Regions from separate parts of the Homo sapiens genome. Here region 2 is linked to region 1. A link is a loop called in an ENCODE intact Hi-C map of the cell type or tissue named here. Cell type or tissue: GM12878. All regions are shown on one strand. Links, peaks and the distances in the headings refer to the core of each region. The heading gives the core; the rest is flanking DNA.

Evidence for each region. Hi-C counts contacts between places; a loop is a spot of excess contacts. Peaks named below come from ENCODE experiments on the same cell type or tissue, not always from the same donor. Only the 100,000 strongest peaks of a DNase experiment are listed, where the experiment ranks them.
Region 2: it touches region 1 in a loop (4-fold over the local background); 11 of 110 quality-filtered maps call a loop at or near these places.

What each region holds. Positions count from the first base shown.
Region 1 is chr9:124,761,381-124,769,411 of GRCh38, reverse strand. All of the region lies in intron 1 of NR6A1 (nuclear receptor subfamily 6 group A member 1), which reads left to right. LOC124900274 (a long non-coding RNA gene) reads left to right here. Exons shown (of 2, transcript XR_007061773.1): 1 at 1-8,031. Among named protein-coding and RNA genes, the nearest start is that of NR6A1, 5.9 kb to the left of the region's middle. RefSeq lists an enhancer at 7,776-8,031. In GM12878, for the core only: a CTCF peak has its summit at 4,409; no DNase peak of the experiment used is centred there; H3K27ac peaks cover 1,169 bases.
Region 2 is chr9:124,418,177-124,423,935 of GRCh38, reverse strand. No RefSeq gene overlaps it. Among named protein-coding and RNA genes, the nearest start is that of PSMB7, 5.6 kb to the right of the region's middle. In GM12878, for the core only: a CTCF peak has its summit at 4,213 (motif pointing left); a DNase peak (open chromatin) is centred at 4,275.

The DNA.
Region 1 (8,031 bases), core at 3,340-5,839:
TACGTTTATTAACTAGTCAAACATTTTGTTAGTTCAGGAGATCTGGTGTTTTTTACAAAAGGGAAAAGTCCGTGTAGAAGAGAGCTTGGTTAACTTCACTTGATGTTGCTGATCTTAAAAATAATGATGTGTTTTCAGAGCTCTTTTTTTTTTTTTTTTAATTTGTGTATGATGTATGATGGCTAGGTGGCTGGCCGTTCCGTGGGCTGTCGTTGGCAACTAATTTCTGAATGTGAACATGTTTGAGATCAATAAAATTCCGTGTCACAAAGGGGGAAGCTGGAATCCAGTTAGGGTAGAAGGAGACAGTATAATAGGAACAAAGGATTTCTTTAATGCCTTTGACTTTTTAAGCTAGTTTGTGTGGAGATTTGGTTTGGTATTAATTTGTGAGTGTTGTAAATCCTGATCTAAATTTTCCCATGCTGATTTTTTTGAATCCAAACCCCAACCTATCTTATATCCCATATTAGCGTGTATATTTCTGTGATGCCTTCCTATGTGTGAATACTTCCTGTACCCACCTGTGCATATAATGTAGATGACGGATTTTACTGCAATTCAATATTTACTGCAATATTGCTTTCAATTCTACTTGAGAATAATAGTGTTGTAAGAGAAACCTAAGAACTGCATTTGTTATTAATTATTCATTAGTACATTTTAAAGAACTCAATGGTAATTTTAACTCTTAATCAGATTTCCCATTCATAGTCTCATTTCCTCAATTGGTCAGAACCATTTGAAAGAATGTTATCGAGCAATCCATTTAGACTAAGGTGGCTTTAAAGCTTTACATTAGTCTAAGTTAGTGGTACAGATGTTTTCTTTTTGCTGAAAATACAATGGGAACTTTTGGCAGCTTGATGGGCTTAAAATACACTAGACGCTAGACCGTTGTGGGATATTTTTCAGTGTAAAAACTAGCATTGTGCAATGTTTTACAATTTATGTTCATTAGCACTTATGAAGTTAACATGCTCACAGAAGAATTGCCAAAAATTTTTTTAAGTTTGCCTATGGAACAATGGGCACATTTTTTCTTTTTTGCTTCCTAATTAATATTTTTCTCCAAAAATATATGAAACTGCTTGTTCTGAGTAGAAAAGAAATGAATTATCTGTTTTTTACTCCTAGTGACTGATTTCTATTTTATATGAACTATTTTCAAGAGACAACTATACAGATAGGGGGTCTTTTGGTCTCTGTCATGAAGAAATAAACTGGAGGTGGCATTTTAGAAATGTTTTCCTACCGGAAACACCATTGATGCTGAATTTACAGTCCTTTGAATGGTTTTTATTCTGTCAGAACAGAGTTTCTTTCTAGCCTTTTGATGCACCATCATCCTTCCAGGAATTCCCTGTGCTGACTGCGCTATTTTCAGTTGTTGCTTGTAGGTTTTCATAACAAACATGAACTCATTTAGTTGTAATAGAGGACTGCTCCCTTTTGGGATTTCAAAGGAAGATGAATGATTTGAGGAAGTGTATGCTGAATATTGCATTTGTTCATTTTAAGAGAATGAGGGAATATACTTTTAAATATTTAAAGCAAAGGAAGGCAAAGGAAGGTTATAAGCCATTATAAGTAATTAAAAGCATATTTTATGTAATTACACTTTAGAGGAAATGGGGAGAAGTTCACTGAATAGCACGGTGCCTTTTTCTTCTGCTATAACCATGCCGTCCAAATGTTTATGCTGGAAAATAAATTGGCAAATATTTCCCATGATGATTTAACTTTTCAGTTCTGTGATTTAAAAAATTAAGTTAATTCTGAGTTGCCCCAGAATTTTTTCCTACTCCCATTAGAAAAAAACAAAACCAAAAACATGCTGTAGTACTGTTGTTTCTTAGTACATACAGCACGCAGGTTTTTCTTTTTTTTTTTTTTTTCTTTTTTTGTAGCTTCTGTGACCTCCAAAGACGGCTAGGGTAGAAGAAAGGCGACAGTGAGCAAATTCACTGGTGATTTTGCATAGCTGAGGTGGGAGATGACCACATTTACAGTCTCCAGTGTACAAGCCACCAAATCATTCAGCAGTTCTGATTCATGTAACCAAAATATGATGACATGATTCCTAATCTATAATTCATTCTGACTTCCGTAGCAAAAAGGTGTATGCAAGGCACATGTGTTAGTACATGAAAGGGAGTTGGATGGGGAGCTAATGAAAAAAATAACTGCTGGTAAATTTCCAAAAATATGTCCAAATCATGCATTTCCATATTTTATTTAGAATTTTCTGGTTTCTCATTCCCTACTTTTTTCCTAGGGTTTTGGGGCAAAGGTGGAAAATAGAGTTTAGATTAAAATACCACATTTTAGAATAGTAGAGGATGGTAGGTAGAAATGCCAACTGTTGCTGTAACATTGGTAGAGGAAGTTTCTTATACCACCCCTAGTGTTTGTTGTGCAAGTTGGCTTTAAATTGCTAATGATGCTTGCATGTTTTGGAGCTTGGAGCTGTGTTTCATTTGTGTTAGTGGGAAGATTTACCACTTCATTTTTATAATTGGGTAGATATTATTTATTGGTTATGTTGAAAAATTGGTTTGTTAATGAATTGTGTTCAGATGGCAACTTCTAGCTTAAGAATTGCATAAAGCCAGGATAGATTCTCCCACATTAGGAGACTTCATTGTCAGCAAATTCATCGAGATCTTTGGGGCTGGTCATAATCTTTGCTTCTTAAGTTTATTTTTGATTTATAGCCAAATTAATGACACTTTTCTGTTCAGTATTTTTCCATGCATAATAATTAAGTTGAAAGTGACACTTGAGAAGATGTGTTTTAGAGTAAATTTTACATTGTTGGGTCAGTCTGTTTTTTTTAAGTAGGACAGTAAAAGTGCCTTATTTCATGTGTAAAAACAGATTCTAGTCATGTGGGAAAAAGGTCAGAATTAGAAAAATCAAAGTTCTGAATCAACAGATAAACACGCTTGTATTTCAATAAAGAATAAATGTGCTTGAAACAGTTTTTAACAGAAGGTAGCTATCTAATCTGCCCACATAAGTAGTGATCTGATATACCCAACTCTTTGTAATACTTTGAGAGCATTTCCAAAACCAATTAAGTTGTGAAGGAAAATGTTTTTCACACTTCTGCATTAAGATCAACCTTAACTTTTTAATTAAAGTTTTTTCCTGGCTCAGGTAATTTCTTAAGGGTTTATGGATGCCTTCGATAACTAGGGTTCAGAAATACCAGAATTATTAAAAATGAGCAAGAAAGTGGTTTGGTACTGAGCAGGTAATTCTTTCTTGGGTATTGAGCTTTTTAGAGCTTAAGTTTCAGATTCAGCTGAGCTTAAATTTAAAAAACGTCTCTAGATGTAACTTTGATATACAGTATTTCTAGAATCCAGCCCAGTCTTTTGTTCATTGATTGTTTTCCAACATGGCTTGTCTTTAAGAAAAAGACAAGGGTGTTAGACTGTAACACCCTTAGTAAGTAATAGAAAATCAGAAGAAAACCACTGTGAGATGTCTAACCTGTTTTTCAGTATGGCGGAGAAATAGCCACAGGAAAAAGAGGAGAGCATCATTTGAAAGAATAAAACATTTCCTACGGTATTTCGTTCTTCATTCTTTGTTACCTGCTATTAAACAGCAGCCTTTGTAGAAAAGCTTCTCAAAAAAACCCAGAGTTTTTTCAGTGGTTACAGTTATTTAAATAAGACTTTACTAGTGTAACCCGGTAATTCTAATTAACAGTGATTTAGTTTGGGAGCGGACCAGGATTTCCTCAGCCGGCTGCTGGGGAGCTGAATTGCTTTTTTCCCCACCCCCAGCTGCACCAAATCTTTTGATCCCCAAGCTACAGTGGTTGTCATTTGAGAAAGCAAACTGAGAGAAAATACGTTGTGAAAATAGCCTACTTTGAAACTTCATTTGCATTTTGGAATTTTTGTTCTTAAAAAAATTATAGGAATAATTGAACTCCCAAATTTTTATCTTGACAGAAGCAAACTGGCCAAATTCTTACGTCTAAATAGAAAATTCCTGGATTTCCTAAAATTTTTTTGCTTTAAAAATTTCGGGGGCTGTTTTAATATTGACAGTCACGATTTCAAAAGAGAAATGATTCTAATTATAAATTCACAGGAGGGCTTCAAGTGTTCTGAGTTTCTTTAAGGAGTGTGTGTTTGGGACAAATAAAGTTATGCAATGGAGTAGTTTTCATTCAGGGTAGTTTGTGGTTTCTCCATCAGCATTATATAATCTCAAATACAGAATCACGGATTCTTACGTCTTATACTAAATAAACCATACAATTCGTTACATTAAGAATTAACTTTAAAAAAGTGTCTTTAAATGATGAGGCCTTTGGATTCTAATTGTAAACTCTACACCCTTCAATTTGTTTACACCAGAGAAGCTATTCAAGCATAAACCACAGATGGCAGTAGCAGTATATTTTTCTGTTTCTGGACTGATTCTTGCCTTTAAGTTGGTGTCAGTTCTATGGGCCCTGCTGATAAGTCAGCTGGCAGGTGTAATGTTTCTAAAACCAATTCCCTGGGCAGCAACATGTAATGTATTCAGGGAAACAAATCCAGGCATTTGATTTGAAGATATACTCTGTGGGTGGTTTGACCCAGAATAGTGACTTTGCACTCACTGCCCAAGTGAGAAATTATTTTAAAAATTTGGTAATAGTGATTAAGGGAGTTGTTAGAGTAATAGCTATAGCACATTGGAATTGTAGTGGTATTATTAGCAGAGAATGTATCTAACAGATATTTGCTTGAACAACTATTTGCATTGTAAACAATTTATAACTCATTAAAAATATACTCAAGATTCATATTTTGAGAGAGAAATGCACAACTAAATTCTTCATGTGAAAAAGATGGATAATCTTCCCAGCTTTTTATTTCCAGTTCCTCCTTACATTTCATAGAATCATGGATTTTTAGATCTGTGTATAAGAGCATTTTGGAGGTCTAAGAGTGGGTTCTGCTTGCTCTTCCAACCCATCATTGTAATGCCCAAATTTCTGTATTCTCTATTTTCTTCTAAAACACTGATGAAAAAAAGAGATGATTGATTAGATTTCCTGTGATATTTTATCTATGATGTTTCCTTCAGGTGTAATCCCATAGTTTAGAGCTCAGGAAACATTTTAGTAACAAATCTACCGCAAAATGAAGCATAGACTGAATCAGTGAAGGGAATAGCTTAACCAGATAGTTTTTTCTTTTCTTTTTTTTTTTTTTGTGATGGAGTCTCACTCTGTTGCCCAGGCTGGAGTGCAGCGGTGCGATCTCTGCTCACTGCAACCTCAGCTTCCTGGGTTCAAGCGATTCTCCTGCCTCAGCCTCCTGAGTAGCTGGGATTACAGGCATCCACCACCATGCCCAGCTAATTTTTGTGTTTTTAGTAGAGACAGGGTTTCACCATGTTGGCCAGGCTGGTTTCGAACTCCTGACCTCAAGTGATCCACGTGCCTCAGTCTCCCAAAGTACTGGGATTACAGACATGAGCCACCGCGCCTGGCAGTTTTCATTTTTAAAACTAGTTTTATTAATTCAAGTCCCCATTTCAATCATGAAGCTGTATGAAGCTGTATCACCTTGGAAGAATTAAAAATTCAGTCTTTTAATTCCTTATGCTCCACTGGATCAGATGCAATGTTCTTTTTATTATGGCTAATTCCAGTTTATCTAATTTAGTCTTTCTGTCACGAAAGAAAAGCTAGAAGACAGAACACTTCTGTGTAGCCTTATGTACTTTATCCCCCTTCCTCATCCCTTGCTTTTTAAAATTTATAAACAAATAATGAAGTAGTACTCAATTGTATTTTCTGTCATTCTTTGACCATTCATTACTATTGTTTGTTTCAAACTTAATCTCTTCCCATTTATTGAGTCCTTAAATTTATTTATGGTTGCATCCAAACCAGTGATTTTCAAAGTGTGGTCTGCAAACCTCTGGGGGTCCTTGAGACCCTTTCAGGATGTTCTTAAATATATTTTAATCGTAATGCTAAGACATCATTTGCCTTTTTTACTGTATTGACATTTACACTGATTTTGCAGAAACAATAGTGAGTAAAAACTGTTGGTCCCTTACCAGAAATCAAGGCACAAACTGTATTAGTAGTCATTATATTCTTCACTTCCATGCACTTGTATTTTTCAAAAAGACTTTTCCACTTAATGTCATCCTTGATGAAGCAGTAAAAATGATGATTAAATCTTGACCCTTGAGTACATGTACTTTTGATATTCTGTGTGACAAAATGGAAAAGTACATGCCAAGCACTTCTGGTGCAAACTAAAATGGTTGTTTTAAGACAAAGTGCTTGTGTGATTATGTTGTGATCTGAGCCAGCTACTTTTGTTCATGGAATACTTGAAATAATTAAACTATACTTGATTCAGCCTTGGGCATTTGGCAGACTATTTTTTTCTTAAACGAACAGTGAGTCTGTCATATCAAGGAAAACTGACAGTATTGGTTGCCAGTAAATAAAATTTGAGCTTTCAAGCAACAATTAGTTTTGGAAAACTTGTACTTGCCACTAAGAGCTTGACAGCTTCCCAATGATTAATGTCTTCTGATGAGATGGATGATGAAATAAATATGATTTTCGATGTTATGAAATGTGTCAACATTTTGAAAATCTGAATATCTCAGTAATTCAGTATTTTCCAAAAGATCTATGTGTGATATTACAGGATCCTACACAGCTAAGAGATCTGTTCAAAATGCCAGATTGATCAATGGATTTTAATGTAACGGATTACACATAGTTCATTGATATGGTTTTAAACTCACACTGAACTAACCTTTAAGAAAGTACCACTTAATTGAGTTTTGGTGTAGTATCAAAGAAGACTATCCACAATTACTTTAAAAAGCAAATACTTCTTCCTTTTCCGATTATAAATCTGTGGGGCCAGATTTTCTGCCTGTGCTTCAACAACAACAAAAAATCACAATATACTGAATGGGTAAACAGATAGGAGATCTAGCTGCTAGGATTAAGCCAGATATTAAGGAGATTAGCAAAATGTAAAACAATGCCACTCTTCTAATTTTTATGTTTTATTGGACAATTTTATTTTTCATAAAAATGTTATTTGTACTAACGTGAATTTATTAAATTTAAATGGATTATCAAATATTTTAAATTTTTCATAGGTTTATTTTCCAGTATGATAAATATCAATAGACAAAGCCACATAAATATCAACCCTTTAGGGTCCTTCATAATTTTTAAGAGTGTAAAAGGGATCCTGAAGAACACTCAGGCATAAATATATGAGAACTCCAGGTCTAAATGAACTAACGAAATGTGTAAAGAAGATGGTGACTTCACCAGATACCATTAGTAGTACTTTTTTTACTTTGGAGTTTTCTTACTTCCCTCGATAATTGAGCTACTTTTATTGAAAATGAGTTCATATCATTTTAAGTTTTCTTTGCTTGGGAATACATGAAATGTGTGGTAGTGCACTCTCACTGAGTTCTCTGATAAAGCTTTTGTTACCTGCTACATGAAACCTGTTGCTTAACTGATAATTGTCTTGTGGCAGCAGTTTTTCAAGAGAACCAGTTGCCTCACCAAGGGTAGACTTACATTTGTGGAAATAAATCTGACAACAGAATTTCTTAAGAGTCATTGCTATAGAATAATGAACAATTTATAAGAGATAAAGATCCTATCGTGCTTTTTAAAACTTCCATCAAGAATAGTTTGCTTATTTGCTTTCCTTAGACATGTTTGGCTTCACTGAGTCTTAGAGTTGTGATTTCGGTAATGCAGTTTTGTAAATTGGTTTGCTTTTAACCTGGTTTTCACTGAGATGGTAATAAAGTCTGTATAGGAGAGGCATCTCTTCCTCTGGTCGAAGAATATCCTTTCCTAGTGTGAGTAACATTTTAGTGTAAGTCAATTACTGTGTTGTTAAAGAGTTAGAAATTTACTCCTTAGGGTAGTTACTAGGTAGAACTCATCCTGTAGTGGGCTTGCTGGCTGAAGAAATGTCACATAACAATGTGAATAACAAATAA
Region 2 (5,759 bases), core at 2,897-5,396, 350 kb after region 1:
CTGTTCTCACTGTCACCACCCTACTTCAGGCTACCTTCCTCTCCTCCCTGATCTGTGGCCGGAGCACCCCCACCGCCCCTGCTCTCCCACTTTCATTCTCTCCCTGTCCATCCGTCCTCCCACGGGCTGCCGGAGTGGTTTTCACACACTGTGATGTGTCAGCCTCTGTCCCCTGCCTCCTACTCTGGGATGCCCGGTTTCCAGCTGCCCACGCCCTCTTACTCCTCTCATCTTCTGTTCTCCAACAAGCCCAGCTGTTTCCCGCCTCCACGGATCTGCTCACACTGTCCCCTCCTTCTGGAATTGCCCACTCTCTTCTCGCTGCAACCCCAGCTAGCCAACCCCTGCTCCTCTTCTGCGTCCTGTTTACAGTCTCCTGTTTTCCTCAGAGCATTTGCTGCTGCTGTTCCTCCCCTGGGGGAGTTGACTTTTTCTCTCCTTGGAATCTCTGTAATCCACACAGTCTCTATCAGAACCTTCTGATCCTTTTACTTGCTTATTTATTTCTGTATCCATTTCTCTTGAGGGCAGAGTCTTTGTTTTCTTGTGCGTCGCATGGTACCAGACACAGGATTGGAGTTTATGTAAGGAACATCTGAAGGAGTGAATGAATGAGTGAATGAATGGAGCAGCATTTACCTAGGGCGAGGCAGGTCTGAAGCATGGAGAAGATAATGGGGCTGGATGTGTCTGGGTCCGGGAGACACATTCAGAGATGGATCCTGCAAGATTTGATGGAGAAAGCACCCGTGGTTCAGCAGCCTTCAGAATACCTTGTCCCGGGTGATGAGCCCTGTTCAAACCCCCACGTCAAGCAGGAAACCCGTTTTCTCTAGAGGTCATGTTGATTCTCTGCTCAAAAGCATTCCATGGAGGCTGGGGTGGTGGCTCACGCCTCTAATCCCAGCACTTTGGGAGGCCAAGGTGGGTGGATCGCTTGAGGTCAGGAGTTCAAGGCCAGCCTGGCCAACATGGTGAAACCCCATCTCTATAAAAATACAAAAATCAGCTGGGTGTGGTGGTGCACACCTATAATCCTGGCTACTTGGGAGGCTGAGGCAGGAGGGTTGCTTGAACCCTGGAGGCGGAGGCTGCAGTGAGCAGAGATCCCACTACTGCACTTCAGCCTGGGTGACAGAGCAAGACTCCATCTCAAAAAAAAAAAAAAAACTGATGGCTTCCCAATGTCCTTGCGATAGGCCCAGGCTTCTGAGCCAGCCTGCAAGGATTTTCTTCTTTTTGTTTTGAGACAGTGTCACTCGGTCGCCCAGACTGGAGTGCAGTGGTGAAATCTTGGCTCACTGCAACCTCCACTTCCTGGGTTCAAGTGATTCTCATGCCTGAGCCTCCCAAGTAGCTGAGATTACAGATGTGCACCACCAAGCCCGGCTAATTTTTTTGGTATTTTTCGTAGAGACAGGGTTTCACCATGTTAGCCAGGCTGGTCTTGAACTCCTGACCTCAGGTGATCTGCCCGCCTCAGCTTCCCAAAGTGCTGGGATTACAGGCATGAGCCACCACGCCTGGCCTCTACAAGGCCCTTCTTAACTGGGGCCTGGCCAGCTGGCCACATTGCCCCTGGCCCATAACCGGACTGATCTGCCTGCTATCCTGCCAGCCGGATGGCGCTACCACACCTCCGAGCCTTTATCTCTCTGTCTTGAATGCTTTTTTCTTGAATGCTTTATCTGCTCTCTCTGTCTTGAATGCTTTTTTCTTGAATGCTTTATCTGCTCTCTCTGTCTCGAATGCTTTTTTCCTTCTCTCCACTGCCATTCTCCAAGACTCTGTTACAGCTTCACTTCCTCCAAGAAGTCTGCCCAGGCCCTCCAGGCAATTGTGTCTCCCCGAATCTTCCCCTCTTTAGGGAAAGTAATTCCACTCTCTGCAGCCTGCCTTCCACAGACCCAAGTCTCAGCCTTGACTGTCCTCCCTGTGAAGCTGTGGGTCGGGCCCTGGTCCTTCTGAGTCTCAGCTCCTTTTTCTGTTCCTTCCCCCTTAAAGGATCCCACCTGCTGTTCCCTCCCTCGGAAATTATTAAGAGAATCAGGTATGCTAAAAGGAGAGGCTGGGATTAAGAACATGAGCTTTAACCAGGACAGGCTTGGGTTCAAATTCCAGTTCTCTTGCTGACCAACTGCGTGACCTTGTGTTACAACTCCTGTCTCCAAGTGGAGAGTCCCCTACCTGTAAGCTGGAAACCTCAGATGGTGTTTTGATGAATGAATTGGGTTGTGGCATGGAAGGTGATTACCGTAGCACCTGGCATAGAGAAAGGATTCAGTAAATAGATGTTAAACATGATGATTAAACCAGGTGGGGAGAGTGTTTGGTTGTTGGAACCCACTGAGGAAGTGCGGAGTATTCTCATGATTTCACTGTGACTTGAACAGCCCCTGGATACGAAGAAGGGAGGGATGCCCCCTCCTGCTCTCCAGCAGCTGGAGTTGGCAAACTCAGGGCCCAGCCGTCCCAGGCCTTGCTCACAGTGGTGGGGATTCTGGAGGTCTCAGGTGGGCCCCAAAATCTGCTCAGCACCCCAATAGAGTCTGGATGGGTGGTAGGAATCCACACTTTGAGATGCTGCCCTGTGCCGTGCTGCGCCCCTCCCATGGGAGCTGTGTTTCTGTGGCCCATGCAGCGAGGCTTGGCACCTGGGTGCTGTGCCAGGGGCCCTGGAGCCTGGAGCAGCTGCTGTAATTTATGCAAAGGAAGGCGCCCAGGTCTGCCCTGTCTATTTATAGCTTATTTATGAAGAAGGAAAAACAAGGGCCCAGTTGCCATAGCAACCAGGAGCATCATGGGCTGCTTTCCCTGCAAGAGGAAGATGGCCAAGTCTCCTTGAAGGGTGCACCCTCAGATGTGTTTACCGTGACAGAGGATGCAGGTGGGCCTTTGAGGGCCTGTCCCATGCTGGGTTCCTGGGCAGCCTGCAGGGTGGGTGGGGTGGGGGGTGCTGCTTATTGGGCTCTTGGAAAATCCAGGGTGATGCCAGGGCCACGCACAGCTGAGCTCTCGGCAGCATGAGATGCACCCTCGTCCCCTGGTCTTGATGCTAACTCTTGTCCTCTGGGTGCCCACCTGCAGCCTCAGGCAGACTTGGAAGCTCTTTCCCTGGCTGTGCTCTGGCTCGTGTCCTTTAGGGCACTTAGCACAGTGAACTGGAGGCCTAGACGCCAGACCAATGCCCCCAAGGCTGTCATCTAGCACAGGGTTGGCACCAAGCTTGGCACCAAGGAAGGGTTTAATAAATAATGAATACATGAAGTGTTGTATAGTTTACGATGCGTGTTCTTATTCGATGCGTGTGGGGCAGGATAAGCACTGCAACAGTCTGTCATTTTACAGATGAGGAAACTGAACTTCGGAGAGGTCAAGACACCAGCCTAAGGTCCTGCAGCTGGCAAGTAGCTGAGCTGGCCTGAGTCCTGGAGGAGGAAACCCCACCTGTGTGCTGGCAGAATACGAGGGAACTTGGGTTCCGGTTGGAACTCGGGTTCCAGTTGGGCCCTTATTGTCAGGGGTGGGGGAAGTGGTGCTGTGTGTGGTCTGTGGCTGGGAGGGGTGTGGTTTGACTCTCAAGTCATATCAGCGGTATGACCTTGAGCTAGTGACTTCACCTCTCCGGGCCTTGGTTGCCTCATCTATAAAGTGGGGCCATGATGCCTGGTCCCTGGGGACTGCCAGCTCCCTGAGGACAGGCTCTGTGTCTGTCTCTTGATTGTGCTTTCCTACTGCCTGGCACATTCTAGGTGTCCAGGGTGATCATGAGATCCTGCACACAGAATGGCTGGGTCCAAGCCCAGGATGTTGAGTGCTCTCAGGGACTGTTGGTTGTTACTGTGTTATTTGGGAACTGAGGCACAGAGAGCCTGATGGCTCTCCTGAGGTCACCCAGCCAAATCCACAGCAGAAGTGGTGGCTTCACTGGTGAGTTGGGGTTGGTAGCACTGCCAGGGATGAAGTGGGACTGTGTCCAGGCCCAGGGGAGGGCCAGCTGGGCTGGGCTGCAGTCCCAGGGGGCAGCAGCCATGCTGGGCAGGGAGGCCGAGTGGGGATCTCTGAGTGCTAGGGATCTAGGGTTGCCCTCCACATGCCTGGAGGTGCAGAGGCTGCCCCCATCCCTGCCCGGCTGCCCCCATCCCCGCCCGGCTGACTCCCTTGCTTTATGTCCAGGCCGCCTGGAGGCTCTTGGTCGCCCTCTGCTGGGCTCTGAGTGCCTCTGCGGGGCCACCTCCAGAGGCTGTAAGAGGAAACAATGTCCCCTCCTCAGCCCAGTCTGGGTGTGAAAAATCAAAGATACCAAAGAAACCCAGGTAGGAAGAGAAAGTTCCCTCAAGCAAATCGAGGTCACAGATCATTTCTACAACGGCTTTCCTAGCTCTCTGTGCTGTGCCCGGGGCCCTGGCTTCTCTTTTTTTTTTTTTTTGAAACAGACTCTGGCTTTGTTGCCCAGGCTGGAGTGCAGTGGTGTGATCTCAGCTCACTGCAACCTCCGCCTCCCAGGTTCAAGCAATCCTCCCACCTCAGCCTCCCAAGTAGCTGAGATTACAAGCGGGCGCCACCACACCCAGCTAACTTTTGTATTTTTAGTAGAGACGGGGTTTCACCATGCTGGCCACGCTAGTCTTGAACACCTGACCTCGAGTGATCTGCCTGCCTGGGCCTCCCAAAGTGCTGGGATTACAGGCATGAGCCACCACGCCTGGCTGGGCCCTGGCTTCCTAGCTCCCACTGAGACCCTACGGCGGGACTCAGGCACCCACCACCACCCCCCGGAGGCTGCAGGTACCACTGCAGAAGCCTCACGACTGTTTCCTAAAAACCATGTCCAGGGTTTTCGGTTTGGTTTTGTTTTTGGCACATCTCAAGCCTTCGCCCACGTGCCTGACCCTCTTGCCTTGTCGTCCCGATGGGCTCCACACCGTCTGAGCCTCTAGGCTTCCCTAGAGTGTGTGCCCCCCACTCGCATTCCCATGCTTCCCCCGCCTGGCAGTTGGCACACAGCGCTGGGAGTCTTTCTTTTCTGAGACTTCCTCTCCTCCCCTGGACTGTGAGCTCAGGAGGTGTCTGAGTTTCCTAGCTCTGTTATAACAAAGTACCACAATCTGGGTGGCTGAAACACCAGAAATTTATTGTCTCACCATTCTGGAGGGTGCAAGTCCAAAGCAAGGTGTCTGCAAAGTTGCTTCTTCTGAGAGCCGTGAGGCAGACTGTTCCAGACCTGGCGCCTAGCTTCTGGTGGTTTGATGGCAACTTTTGGCATTCCTTGGCCCATAGGATCATCACTCCAGTGTCTACCTTCATCTTCATATGGGGTTCTCCCTGTGTGCATGTCTGTCTCCAAATTGCCAATTTTTTTTTTTTTTTTTAGACAGAGTCTTTCTCTGTTGCCCAGGTTGGAGTGCAGTGGCATGATTTTGGCTCACTGCAACCTCCTCCTCCCAGGTTCGAGTGATTCCCCTGCCTCAGCCTCTTGAGTAGCTGGGATTACAGGCGCCCACCACAATGCCCAGCTAATTTTTGTATTTTTAGTAGAGACGTGGTTTCACCATGTTGGCTAGGCTGGTCTTGAACGCCTGATCTCAAGTGATCCACCTGCCTTGGCCTCCCAAAGTGTTGGGATTACAGGTGTGAGACACCATGCCCGACCCAAATTTCCAATTTTTATAAGGACGCCAGTCCTGTTGGATTAGGGCCTAGTGACCTCATTTTTAACTTGATTACCTCTGTAATATCAAATCAAATTCAATTCATTT